Linked DNA regions of Homo sapiens: region 2 is linked to region 1. The links are chromatin contacts, found by Hi-C or POLR2A ChIA-PET in ENCODE. All regions are on one chromosome and are shown on one strand. The core of a region is the stretch at or near the end of the contact, and the rest is flanking DNA. Distances in the headings are between cores, read along the strand shown. Region 1 overlaps OGDH (oxoglutarate dehydrogenase). Region 2 overlaps CCM2 (CCM2 scaffold protein).

Region 1 (5,942 bases), core at 2,367-4,866:
ACGGGATTTCACCATGGTGGCCAGGCTGGTCTCAAACTCCTGAACTCAGGTGATCCACCCACCTCAGCCTCCCAAAAGGGCTGGGATTACAGGTGTGAGGCACGATGCTGAGCCAATGAATACCATTATTTCTAAAAATCCAGTAATTCTCATTCAATTCAACAAATATCTATTAACTATATGTGGCATACTGTAAGGTTTGTGAACAGGAAGATGACTAAAATGAGCTTCTTACTCTTAACAAGAATAAGAAAAACCAGTAAACGTGTAAATTCACAGAATGGATCCAAGTGCTGAGAAACGAAGAGTAAGACAAGTGGGATGGGAGAGGAAAGCAAGGATGCTCTGAGGAGGGGCCCACGGTCTGAGCCCTAAAGGCAAGGTAAGGCCTGCAGAGCCTGAGGAGGAGAGAGAAGACATTTGGCCAAAGAGAATAGACAACAGGAGCACCTGGCCAGTGCCTGCCCACCATGTGCTGAGACTCATGATACTGCCACATGCAGGGTGTACAGATGGTTAAGAAACCAGGCTGGGCAGGTGAGCTGGGACCAGGCTGCAGGTGAGTGAAAAAGAATATGGGAGATTAAGGAGAAAACCACTAACCACCCCCAAGAGGAACAAGCACCTGACCAGGGTAATGGCTGACTTTTGCCACCAAATGGCATCAGAGGGAGGGGTGGTTCGCAGGCAGGGAGCTTGTGTGCCCCCCCACCCCACTCACAGCCAACTTCCCATGAGTGGGTTTAAGATCATCAACTTGTTGCTGAGATGACTTAAACATGATAGATTTCAGCGGTAAATAATTTTTACATTCTGGATGAAATGAAACCAGACCTCCTATTTAATTTTAGGTAACTAAAAGCACTTAGCTGTAATAAATGAAGCTCTGTTTTCCAAGTCAAAAGTCACTGCTCCCCAAGCTCCCACAAACTCAGAATTCTATGCAACCATAATGCACTTTCCTCACAGTGACCAGTGCTCTTTCTTCAAAGGAAGCTCTTGAAAGGCTAGAAACAGTATCCTCAGTGCTCTCTGCATGTGGCAGCTGCTCACCTAACCTTTACTGAATTAAATTCAGATGATATTCAGCCTCCTTTCTGAGGGAGCAGCCTGACAGGTATGGGGTTCCACCCTGGGAGAGTCTGAGTCCAGGGCTGCCCCTCACTGCAGCAGAGGCGCTGACCTTAGCAGGTGCCACTCCTAACCAAGGAGCACTTGTCTGTTCCCACATATCGGCAGCTACAGGCAGCAGACTCTGCCCTTCCTGAGTCAGCAGTTGGGAGTCTTGAGGGCCAAGCTCCCTGCCAGTCCTTGGTTGTGAGGTTTCCAATAGGTAGGGCTTCCTATTTCTGAGGGTGGCAAATATACCATCTGACATCCCTTCCCCCAGCAGTAGCTGACACCCATTGTCATGCAGGATGGTGCTCTACAGCCCCCCAGTGCCCACTCACAGACCAGTAGGACTGACTGTGGCCACCTCCTGGGTCCCCAGGTCCTAGGTCTGCCTCCCATGAACTGCATGAGGATTCGGGAAGTTGCTTCAGCTCTCTGGCCTGTTTTCTTGTCTGTAAAAGTCCTAAACACAGGCTATTTAAGATGATGGTCCTGCATTTGCAGCTTTTTAAAATTTATAAAGTCCGGCCAGGTGTAGTGGCTCACGCCTGCAATCCCAGCATTCTGGGAGGCTGAGGCGGGCGGATCATGAGGTCAGGAGATTGAGACCATCCTGGCCAACATGGTGAAACCCCATCTCTACTAAAAATACAAAAATTAGCTGGGCGTGGTGGTGCGTGCCCGTAATCCCCATTACTCAGGAGGCTGAGGCAGGAGAATAGCTTGAATCAGGGAGTCGGAGGTTGCAGTGGGCCGAGATCGTGCCACTGCACTCCAGCCTGGAGACAGAGCGAGACTCCATCTCGAAAAAAAAAAAAAAATTATAAAGTCCTTGCACATATACTTGCATTTGTTCAAGAAGTTGATGAGGAACATGAGGAGAGTGTTACAACTTAGCCCAAGCTCTATGACTACGGGTGGCTCTGGACTGATGAGACCACTTCCTCTCATCTATCCATAGCCCCTACAGACGCCACTCCAGCTGCCCTCCCTACTCCACCTCAGCCACAGAACAAGCCCAGCCCACCCACGTAGCTACCCTTGGTCACCACATTACTGCCACCTTGTCTAAATAATCCGCGGCGCGGGTGGGGCAGGCTCCGGTCTCCTTGCTGCATGGAGCCACACCCATGCTCAAAGGCCCTCGCACAGCTGATAAGTTGATGAGGCCCAGCACTATCCACACAACCTCACTTACTAAGTTCTGACACTGACAATGCTTTTTAATTGCTATAAATATCAACTACAGGGCACCATGTAACCAAGGAACACCGGCGTATGGCTCTTCTTTCAGCTCATTCTAATCCAGCCAAGCTGATAAAAAGTCAGCTGCTGGGCACCATGTGACCAGCCAGCCTGGAGTTCAGCCGGCGCTGCTGTAAGGGGCAGGCCTCCCATCCCGGCCTCAGTGTAGACCAACAACTCATTCTTTTCCTGCACACAAGACAGGGCAGGCCTGCATGACCTCTACCACTCCTTCCAATGCTGCCCAGGAAATGGTCCTAAACGTGTGGGCCAGAGCTTTTCCTGAAAATATCCTAAGAACAAGATTTAAAACCCATATGTGTGACTACCCTGTATGTCCAAACAGGGTACTCCCTATTGGGGAGACTTGTGGATGGAATGCCCACCTCCAGAGCCTTCAGCAAATGATTCATGCTGTTGGGCTAAGCACAAGTCTCCAAAGAAAATGTGCAGATGGTAGAGCTGGACTCTGGACCCTCCATCAATGCAGGCCTTGCTCAGACCTTGCCCAGGCCAGAGTACCACTTACCACCATTCTGCCTATGAAGCAAAAACAAGGTAGGGCACTGTGATCCAGGCCTGGTGACCTGCCACTACAAGCTGTTTATACTGAGGCCAGTTAAGAATGGGCTTCTATTTAGGTATTCTTCAATTAAGGAAACCACATGCTCCATTATAGCAATGCTTAGTCATTATAGGTGACAGAATATTTCTAAACAATCTCTATTATCTTCTGTCTGTACAGGTGTGTAAATAAAACATCAATAAACTTCCAAGATTAGCAAAGAACAGCTGCTTCAGCTCTGCCCTATGGAATCTACTGATATCAGAATGATATTTGCTGGGATTCTGCACTAGACTAAAGGTGGCTGCTCTATCAGGTCATTATGAAAAGAGCTGTGGAGGGCTGTCCAGTGGCCATGCCTTTTCCTCTCCCCAAACGGATGTCCCTAAGGGTTGTCTGTGACTTGCTCTAACCAAGGTAATGGCGTGGGGAGTAGCAGTGTACGGTCTGGACCTAGGCCTCAAAGGCCCCACAGCCTTTCTTTTCCCTGTCTGGAGCTACTCTGGGACTTTGTGCAGGAATCGCTCCGGCCTACTGGAGGATGGCAGGGCCCAGTGAACAGCCAGCACAAACTGCCAGACACATCAGAGGCCTTCATGGCTTCTAGCCTGGTGTGAGCCTCAGCTCCAAGGGAGCTGGCAGTGGGAGGAGTGGGGAAACCTAGCCAACCCACAGAGTCATGAGACATGCTACACTGGTGCCAAGTTTTGAGGTGGTTTGTTATACAAACATTCATGGAAACCAGACTTTTTACTGCATGAAAAGATGACATCCAAGATACTGTGACCCCTTTCTCACGCAGTCTTTCTGACACACCTCAGGAAATGAGAACGCTTCAAACTACCCAGATCTGCACACAATGGCACATTTTATCAGCTCTCAGAATTGCAACTCTCAAGGAGGTGAGGAAGACCCACAGTCTGGGGTCACCTGTGGTCGTCTGGTTGAGGCCTCATCTGTCCTCAATAATTATGCAACCCTATTTGGGGGAACCCCAGCCCAGCTACACAAAGCATCTGCTCCAGGGTTTCAGAGGGAATACCACGTGACTGACCACTCAAAGAGAGGGTTCTAAAGGCTATCTCCTCACCTCACGATCCAATCATGGACGCGAAGAGATATGAGAATCCCAAAGTCCTCAAACCTCCCTCCAAGGGAGTCTTGGATGGGGAGGGGAGCCAGAGAACAGTAACCTAGAGACTAAACAGACTATTTTTTAATAACATGATGACTTCATCTAAAAAACCGGCACTAACCTTTTAGTAATTTCTCACCGCCACCCAGCTTCAGACTGTGCGGGGAAGCTGAGCCTGCCTCTGACTTACAAAGCATGGCTCTTTCATTTCCTCAAAGGCAAGCACCTGTGGCCACCTGTGCTACAGAATGGAACTCACTGGAACAATTTGCTCCTTTTCACTCTTGGAGTCTACTTTCCCATTGAGGGTTTTTTTTTTTTTTTTTTTTTTGACACAGAGTCTCGCTCTGTTGCCCAGGCTAGAGTGCAGTGGCTCAATCTTGGCTCACTAAAAGCTCCGCCTCCCAGGTTCACGCCATTCTCCTGCCTCAGCTTCCCAAGTAGCTGGGACTACAGGGGTGCGCCACCATGCCCGGCTAATTTTTTGTATTTTTAGTACAGACAGGGTTTCACCATGTTAGCCAGGATGGTCTCGATCTCCTGACCTCGTGATCTGCCCACCTCAGCCTCCCAAAGTGCTGGGATTACAGGCGTGAGCCACTGTGCCTGGCCCCATTAAGGTATTTTTGATCTCTCTCCCCTTTCAATTTCTGACATTAAACAAAATTTTTTTTTTCTTAAAGTACAGTACAAAAGGATAATCATTAAAAACATCCACCAGGCGGATCATGAGGTCAGGAGATTGAGACCATCCTGGCTAACATGGCGAAACCCCGTCTCTACTAAAAATACAAAAAATTAGCCAGGCGTGGTGGCACGCGCCTATGGTCCCAGCTACTTGGGAGCCTGAGGCAGGTGAATCACTTGAACCCGGGGAGGCGGAGGTTGCAGTGAGCCGAGATCGTGCCATTGCACTCTAGCCTGTGTGACAGAGCGAAAGTCCATCTCAAAACAACAATAACAACAACAACAAAAAACATCCACCAGGCTCAGTGGCTCACGCCTGTAATCCCACCACTTTAGGAGGCAAGGCAGGAGGATGGCTTGAAGCCAGGAGTTTGAGACCAGCCTGGGCAAAAAAACAAGACCCTGTCTCTATAAAAAATATAAAATATTAGTCAGGCATGGTGGTGTGCACCTGTACTCCCAGCTACTCAGGAAGCTGAGGCGTGGGGGAGTGGCGGGGGAGTGGATTACTTGAGCCCAGAAGTTTGAGGCTACTATCATGGTGCCACTGCACTCCAGTATGGGTAATGGAGACCCTGTCTCAAAAAGAAGAGCTCCAAAAGATGCAGTGATCCTCATTTAGAGTAAGCCTCTCTCCTCCCACCAGCCTCAGTGACCTCGTATGCCTGCTGTCCTGGCCTCAGTCCCTCCTGCTCTTGGGGATCCCAACTCCTCCTGCACCACATCCTCAAACTTGCTCTCCTTCTACCTGCTGAGGGGTCCATGCTCCCACAGCACATAACAAAATCAACAAACACCTCTTGGTTTGATCTTGGAACCTCTCCATTTACTTCATAATCCAAATTTTTGGTTTTTTCTTGCTGCGTCTGGCTCCTGGCCCTGAAGCCTGCATCCATCATCCTGCTGAGTGACCGTGAGCCCCTGTTGGGCTCCTTCACAGCACAGCATAATGCACTTCCTTTCAGAAGCTCAGTGGGTTCTATTAGAATTCCAAATGTTTTTATTTATTTATTTTTCTTTTTAAGGGCCGGGAGAGAGAGGAGAGAGAAAGGAAAGAGGGAAGGGGGTGGAGAGGGGGAGAGAGAGAGAGAAAAGAGAGCTAGAATTTTAACTGTTGTTTAAACTTATTTAATCATCCTGCTAGGATAACAGGGCAAGACTGCTTTTCCTCTTGCAGCCGCCACTCAGCACAAGCTT
Region 2 (5,942 bases), core at 2,462-4,961, 390 kb before region 1:
GAGAACAGAGAACAAGAAATATATCTTAGAAATTACAAATATGACTGCCAAAATAAAAAATTCGTAGAATAATAACAAGGACATAGCGGAGAGCCCAAAGAATGATGTGAAGGAGAACTGCGGGGTTGGCCAATGCCTGCCTGCTGCTGATGGCCACAGCTGCAAATGTTTTACAGATGAACATTTGCCACCAATTCGATAAAGGGAATCACCAACTTTGAACCCTGATTAAGCAAAATGTTAGCCCCCAAAAAGAATTCCATTCTCAGTAGTAGAACCATATTACAAAAAATTGTACTCAATTATTATACCTTGAATTTCATCAATAAAAAAATTTACGAAAATTTGCTTTCTCTCTTATATAAGTACCTACTTAATGGCCTCAATTTTGCCCCCTGGCCCACACAGCCTGAAATATTTACTGTCTGGTCCTTTACATGAAGTTTGCCAACCCTGTCTTAGAACATAAAGTGAAAAGGTAAAAAGTTTAACATGAGAAAAATTAAAGGCCACAGAAGCTGGGTCCATCGAGTCTAACAGTTTCCTAAGAGGAGAATAAGAGCAGGCAGAATCAAAGAGGGACACAAATATCAGAAGACAACAACGATGAACTCAATTTTATGGACAGAAAAAGCACAGTAACAAGTAGGCTGAATGTAAGAGACAAACCCTCAACATTTAGACTCATCTTCACAAAACTGCAGAATTTCAAGAGAATCTTAGGTTTCCAATAAGAAAATGCAAAAAAAAGTACCTGTAAAAGCAGTAAGACTCAGATCAGCATCAGATGTATCCTGATAAATGGGAATATGGTAATCCCTTTAAAATTCTGTGTGGAAATTAATTTAAATCTGGAAGTTAATTTAAAACCAAACTGTCAATCAAGGTGCAAAATAGTTATTTTCACACCTGCAGTGCCTTGGGATCTTTACACTCTAAAAACCCCCTTTTGAAAAACATACTAGAGGATCTACTCCCAGCAAAACGAGGATCATCCAAGAGAGAAAAAGATGTGGACTCCAAGAAACAGTGGAACCAACCCAGGAAGCAGAGAAAAGAAATCCCAGGGTGACAATGACAGTGTTCAGCAAGCAAACAAAGGAAAATCTGTAAGATTCCATTATGTAAACTAAGAGCCTAGAAGTTCTTGACGATAAAAACATGTTTCTTGGGCCTTGACTAAGGGCTGGCCTGGACATGCAGAGATGAAACTCCACAATGCCTACAGGTAATCATTTAATGTTTGACTGACTGCTGAATGGTGATGCCAGAAGTTATTATCAGCTGAAGAGTCTTTCCTGAACATTATAATCAGCTGAAGAGACTTTGCTGAACTGGCTACTCAGTAGAAATCCAAAAAGTCCACACTTTAGGTGTAAGGAAAACACCCAGAACTAAATTCAAAACTGATACAGAGGCCGGGTGCGGTGGCTCATGCCTGTAATCCCAGCACTTTGGGAGGCCAAGGCAGGAGGATCACCTGATGTCGGGAATTCGAGACCAGCCTGACCAGCATGGAGAAACCCCCAACTCTACTAAAAATACAAAATTAGCAGGGCGTGGTGGCACATGTCTGTAACCCCAGCTACTACGGAGACTGAGGCAGGAGGATCACTTGAACCTGGGAGGCAGAGGTTGCAGTGAGCCAAGATTGTGCCATTGCACTCCAGCCTGGGCAACAAGAGCAAAACTCTGTCTCATAAAAAAAAAAAAAAAAAAAAAAAAAAAAAAAAAAAAAACTGATACAGAGCTATCAAAATAATGACTAAACAAAGATGCACACGACAAAAAAAAAAAAAAAAAGATTTCCCAGTAATCTCACTGCCTACCATAATAAAACTGAATCTCATTCACAATAACAAGGCATTCTCTAGAAAAAGGCTGAGTAAACTCTACCACACAGGCAAGCCACCTGTTTTTGTAAATAAAGTGGGGTTTTCTTGTGTTTTGTTGTTGTTTTTGTTAGTTTTGTTTTTTGAGACGGAGTCTCACTCTGTCATCCAGGCTGGAGTCCAGTGGCACGATCTCAGCTCACTGCAACCTCCACCTCCCAAGTTCAAGCGATTCTCCCGCCTCAGGCTTCCAAGTAACTGGGATTACAGACGCGCAACACCACACCCGGCTAATTTTTGTATTTTTAGTAGAGATGGGGCTTCGCCATGTTGGCCAGGCTGGTCTCGAACTCCTGACCTCAGGTGATCCACCCTCCTCAGCCTCCCAAAGTGCTGGGATTACAGGTGTGAGCCACTGCACCCAGCCGTAAATAAAGTTTTATTAGAACATTTAAAAAAAGAAGTCTGGGCCGGGCATGGTTCTCTCACTTATAAGTGGGAGCTAAACTATGGCTACACAAAGGCACACAGAGTGATATAATGGACACTGGAGACTTAGAAAGGGAGAAAGTGGGAGGGAGGTGAGAGATGAAAAATTACCTACTGGATACAATGTACGCTTTTTGGGTGATGGGTACACTAAAAGCCCAGACTTGCAGGGTGAGGTGGCTCATGCCTGTAATCCCAGCACTTTGGGAGGCCGAGGCTGGTGGATCACTTGAGCTCAGGAGTTCGAGACCAACCTGGTCAACATGGTGAAACCCCGTCTCTACTAAAAATATAAAAATTAGCCAGGCGTGGTGGTGGGCACCTGTAATCCCAGCTACTCGAGAGGCTGAGGTAGGAGAATCGCTTGAGGTCGGGAGGCAGAGGTTGCAGTGAGCCGAGATCGCACCACTGCACTCCAGCCTGGCCAACAGAATGAGACTCCGTCTCAAAAAATAAAATAAAAGCCAGACTTCATCACTATACAATTCACCCATGTAACCAAAAACCACTTGTACCCCAAAAGCTACTGAAATTTTTTAAAATTTAATGTTTCTTTTGAAAGAAAAAAGAAAAGCAATTCATCAGAAACTCTAAAGAAAAGGCCAGGCACGGTGGCTCATGCCTGTAATCCCAGCACTTTGGGAGGCCGAGGCGGGCGGATGACGAGGTCAGGAGATGGAGACCATCCTGGCTAACACGGTGAAACCCCGTCTCTACTAAAAATACAAAAAATTAGCCGGGCACGGTGGTGGGCGCCTGTAGTCCCAGCTACTCGGGAGGCTGAGACAGGAGAATGGCGTGAACCCGGGAGGCGGAGTTTGCAGTGAACCGAGATCGCACCACTGCACTCCACTCTAGCCTGGGCAACAGAGCAAGACTCCATCTCAAAAAAAAAAAAAAAAAAAAAAAAAAAAAGCTGGTCCAAAAAAAAATAATGATCCCCACATGAAACATACTAAAATGTGGCCTAATTCTGAACGCCAACCACAGCACAGATTAATAATCTCCATTTGTTCTCATTGCTTCACATTCACCTTCCAAAGTACAGATTTTGTGGCAAAAAGCTACATCCCCTCACTTACTGTAACCACACTACTTGACATACAATTCAGACTACAATAAAGTCCTAGGTGTGCTCCACTGCTATTGGACTGTCATTGCTTCTAGGTGTTTTCCATGCAGATAGCTAAGAAATACGTGACAGCTCTAATTCAAAATGAATCTAGCAAAATTTTTCCTTAAGTTCTTTAACTTTATACTTGTATCCTTTAAATTCTTACATGAAAAAAAGGTTGCTACCTACATGGTTGATTTCACATGCCACTAATGAATCATAACCCACAGTGTGCAAAACTGTGAGAAGACAGCTTCAACAGCTGTCACAGCCACGCAAGGCAACAGCAGGAACAATGACTCCACCTTCCTTCCCTCTCTCATCCCTTCCCCTCTCCTCCCCTCCTCCTCCTCCCTGTCTCATCTTCCCCTGCCCCATTCTCCTCCTCAGCTCCTCCTCCTACTCCCCTGCCTCATCTCACTCACTCTGCAAACTGCACTTCCAAAGGCATACCCAGGGGACAGGGAGATGGTGCTTGATGCATAGTTTTATTTATTTATTATTTATTTTATTTTATTTTTTTTTTTTGAGAAAGAGCCTCGCTCTGTCGCCCAGATTGGAGTGCAGTGGCGCGATCTCAGCTCACTGCAACTCTACCTTCCGGGTTCAAGCAATTCTCCCTGTCTCAGCCTCCCGAGTAGCTGGGATTACAGGCATGTGTCACCATGCCTGGCTAATTTTTGTATTTTTAGTAGAGTCGGGGGTTTTACCATGTTGGCCAGGCTGGTCTTGAACTCCTGACCTCAGGTGATCCGCCCGCCTCGGCCTCCCAAAGTGCTGAGATTACAGGCGTGAGCCACCGTGCCAGCCTATTTATTATTTTTTTTATTTTTTAGAGACAGGGTCTTGCTCTATTACCCAGGCTGCAGTGCAGTGGCACAATCATGGCTCACTGCATTCTCTAACTCCTAGGCTCAAGCCATCCTCCCACCTCAGCCTCATGAGTAGGCTGGGACTACAGGCATGTCGCCACACCTGGCTTTGGTGCAACAGCTTTAAATCCACCTGACCTCTGCCCTTCTGACACAGCACTCGATATTCTCGACCTCATGAGCACTAAGACCACCCTCAGACAGTGAGGGAGATTCAGGCAGGCAGTGACAGCTCCCCAGAAAGCTCTTTACACAGTGGGCACTAAGCAAGTGTTTGAAATAAATACCAAGGTAATAAGACTGTATTATTACTGCTAACACAGAAAAGCATACACAAACAGGAAAGCAACGTGAAAGACTAATAACAGTTGTTTCTAGTGGGTGTGATTTTTTTCATATAATATATTTTGCTACTTTCTTCTGAGATACAAATGTATTTTTTAGTAAGAAAACTTAACAAGTTCATTTTGGAAAATACTCAAAATTTTTAGCAAATACCACTTTCACCTAATAAAAACTGTTCTCTTGAGAGGTGGGTAAAGAAAAAAAGAATAAACCTTGGTTCTACCATACAAAACAATTTGTTAACATCTACTAAAATTACAAATGCACTTATGTTTCCCAGCAAGTGCATTTTCGGGAATTAATCCTACAGATGCATTACATACATGACAGGTTAGAAAATTAATTGCTTCATTATTTTTTAAGCAAAATGACAACCTAAAAGTCCATAGGAGGGCTGCTGTTTAAATACAGTAGCCCACAGATAAAAATGCCATTCCACCCTAAAGAAGAATAAAGAAACTATATATCTATAATGAAAGAGCTCCAAAACACACTGTCAAGAAAAAATAAACCCAAAGAAGTTCTTATTCCCTTAAGAGAGAAGTAGACTGTATCAAAATAACTTTCTCACAGACCGAGATTATGAACTCTAGATAAAATGTGAAAAACAATCTTCTAAAGACACTGGAGACAAACAAGAAATAAAAAAGAAGCTTGGAATTTATATGACCCTTGAAAGAAGGGAACATCACTGGGCAAGATCCACTTTTATATTGCTTTACTCCTGAGAGTATGCCCCAGTCTCAGAGGAGTGGAGCAGAGAAAAAAAAGCTGCAATTTTATTGGCCTGACAGGTTAAAGGAGGATTTGAGACTGCTAAAGAAGCTGGAAATTGAGAGGGAAATATAGGAAAGGAGGAACCCACTAAAAAAGGAACCCAAAGTCTGAGTATAAGGTCCCCTCAAATCTTTGGCTGAACCCTGAACTGCGTAAGCGGAGGTGAGACTCCCACAAGCCCAGAAAGGACACGATAGCTTGAAGGTTGAAGGAGCAAGCTGATGGCTGGGTGCGGGAGCTCATGCCTATAATCCCAGCACTTTGGGCGGCCAAGGCAGGAAGATCACTTGAGTTCAGGAGTTTGAAACCAGCCTGGGCAACATAGTGAGACCCCATTTCTACAAAAATAAAAATTAGCCAGATAGTGCATGCCTGTAGTCCTACCTACTTGGGAGGCTAAGGTAGGAGAATTGCTTGAGCCCAGAAGTTTAAGGTCACAGTAAACTATGATCACACCATTGCACTCTAACCTGGGTAACAGAGCAAGATCCGTCTCAAAAAAAAAGCTGAGAT

The links. Hi-C counts contacts between places; a loop is a spot of excess contacts on that map. ChIA-PET counts read pairs that join two places held with the same protein, here RNA polymerase II (POLR2A). Pooled maps may share reads with other maps.
Region 2: a loop to region 1 is called in a map of GM12878, with 1.8 times the contacts of the local background. The contact joins two enhancer-like sites. A Hi-C loop is called at or near these places in 1 of 168 maps with a recorded cell type or tissue (GM12878), 1 of 37 single-sample maps with no recorded cell type and 8 of 50 pooled maps. POLR2A ChIA-PET finds 5 or more read pairs at or near these places in 7 of 52 experiments (AG04449, CD4-positive, alpha-beta memory T cell, GM12878 and 4 more).

The regions. Positions count from the first base shown.
Region 1 is chr7:44,631,700-44,637,641 of GRCh38, reverse strand. All of the region lies in intron 2 of OGDH (oxoglutarate dehydrogenase), which reads right to left. Among named protein-coding and RNA genes, the nearest start is that of OGDH, 28 kb to the right of the region's middle. RefSeq lists a silencer at 2,130-2,285 and an enhancer at 3,462-3,511. Within about 2 kb of position 3,616, at least 31 of the 41 ENCODE cell types and tissues checked have a DNase peak (open chromatin) inside an H3K27ac peak, as active enhancers do.
Region 2 is chr7:45,019,585-45,025,526 of GRCh38, reverse strand. All of the region lies in intron 1 of CCM2 (CCM2 scaffold protein), which reads right to left. Among named protein-coding and RNA genes, the nearest start is that of CCM2, 22 kb to the right of the region's middle. Within about 2 kb of position 3,711, at least 2 of the 41 ENCODE cell types and tissues checked have a DNase peak (open chromatin) inside an H3K27ac peak, as active enhancers do.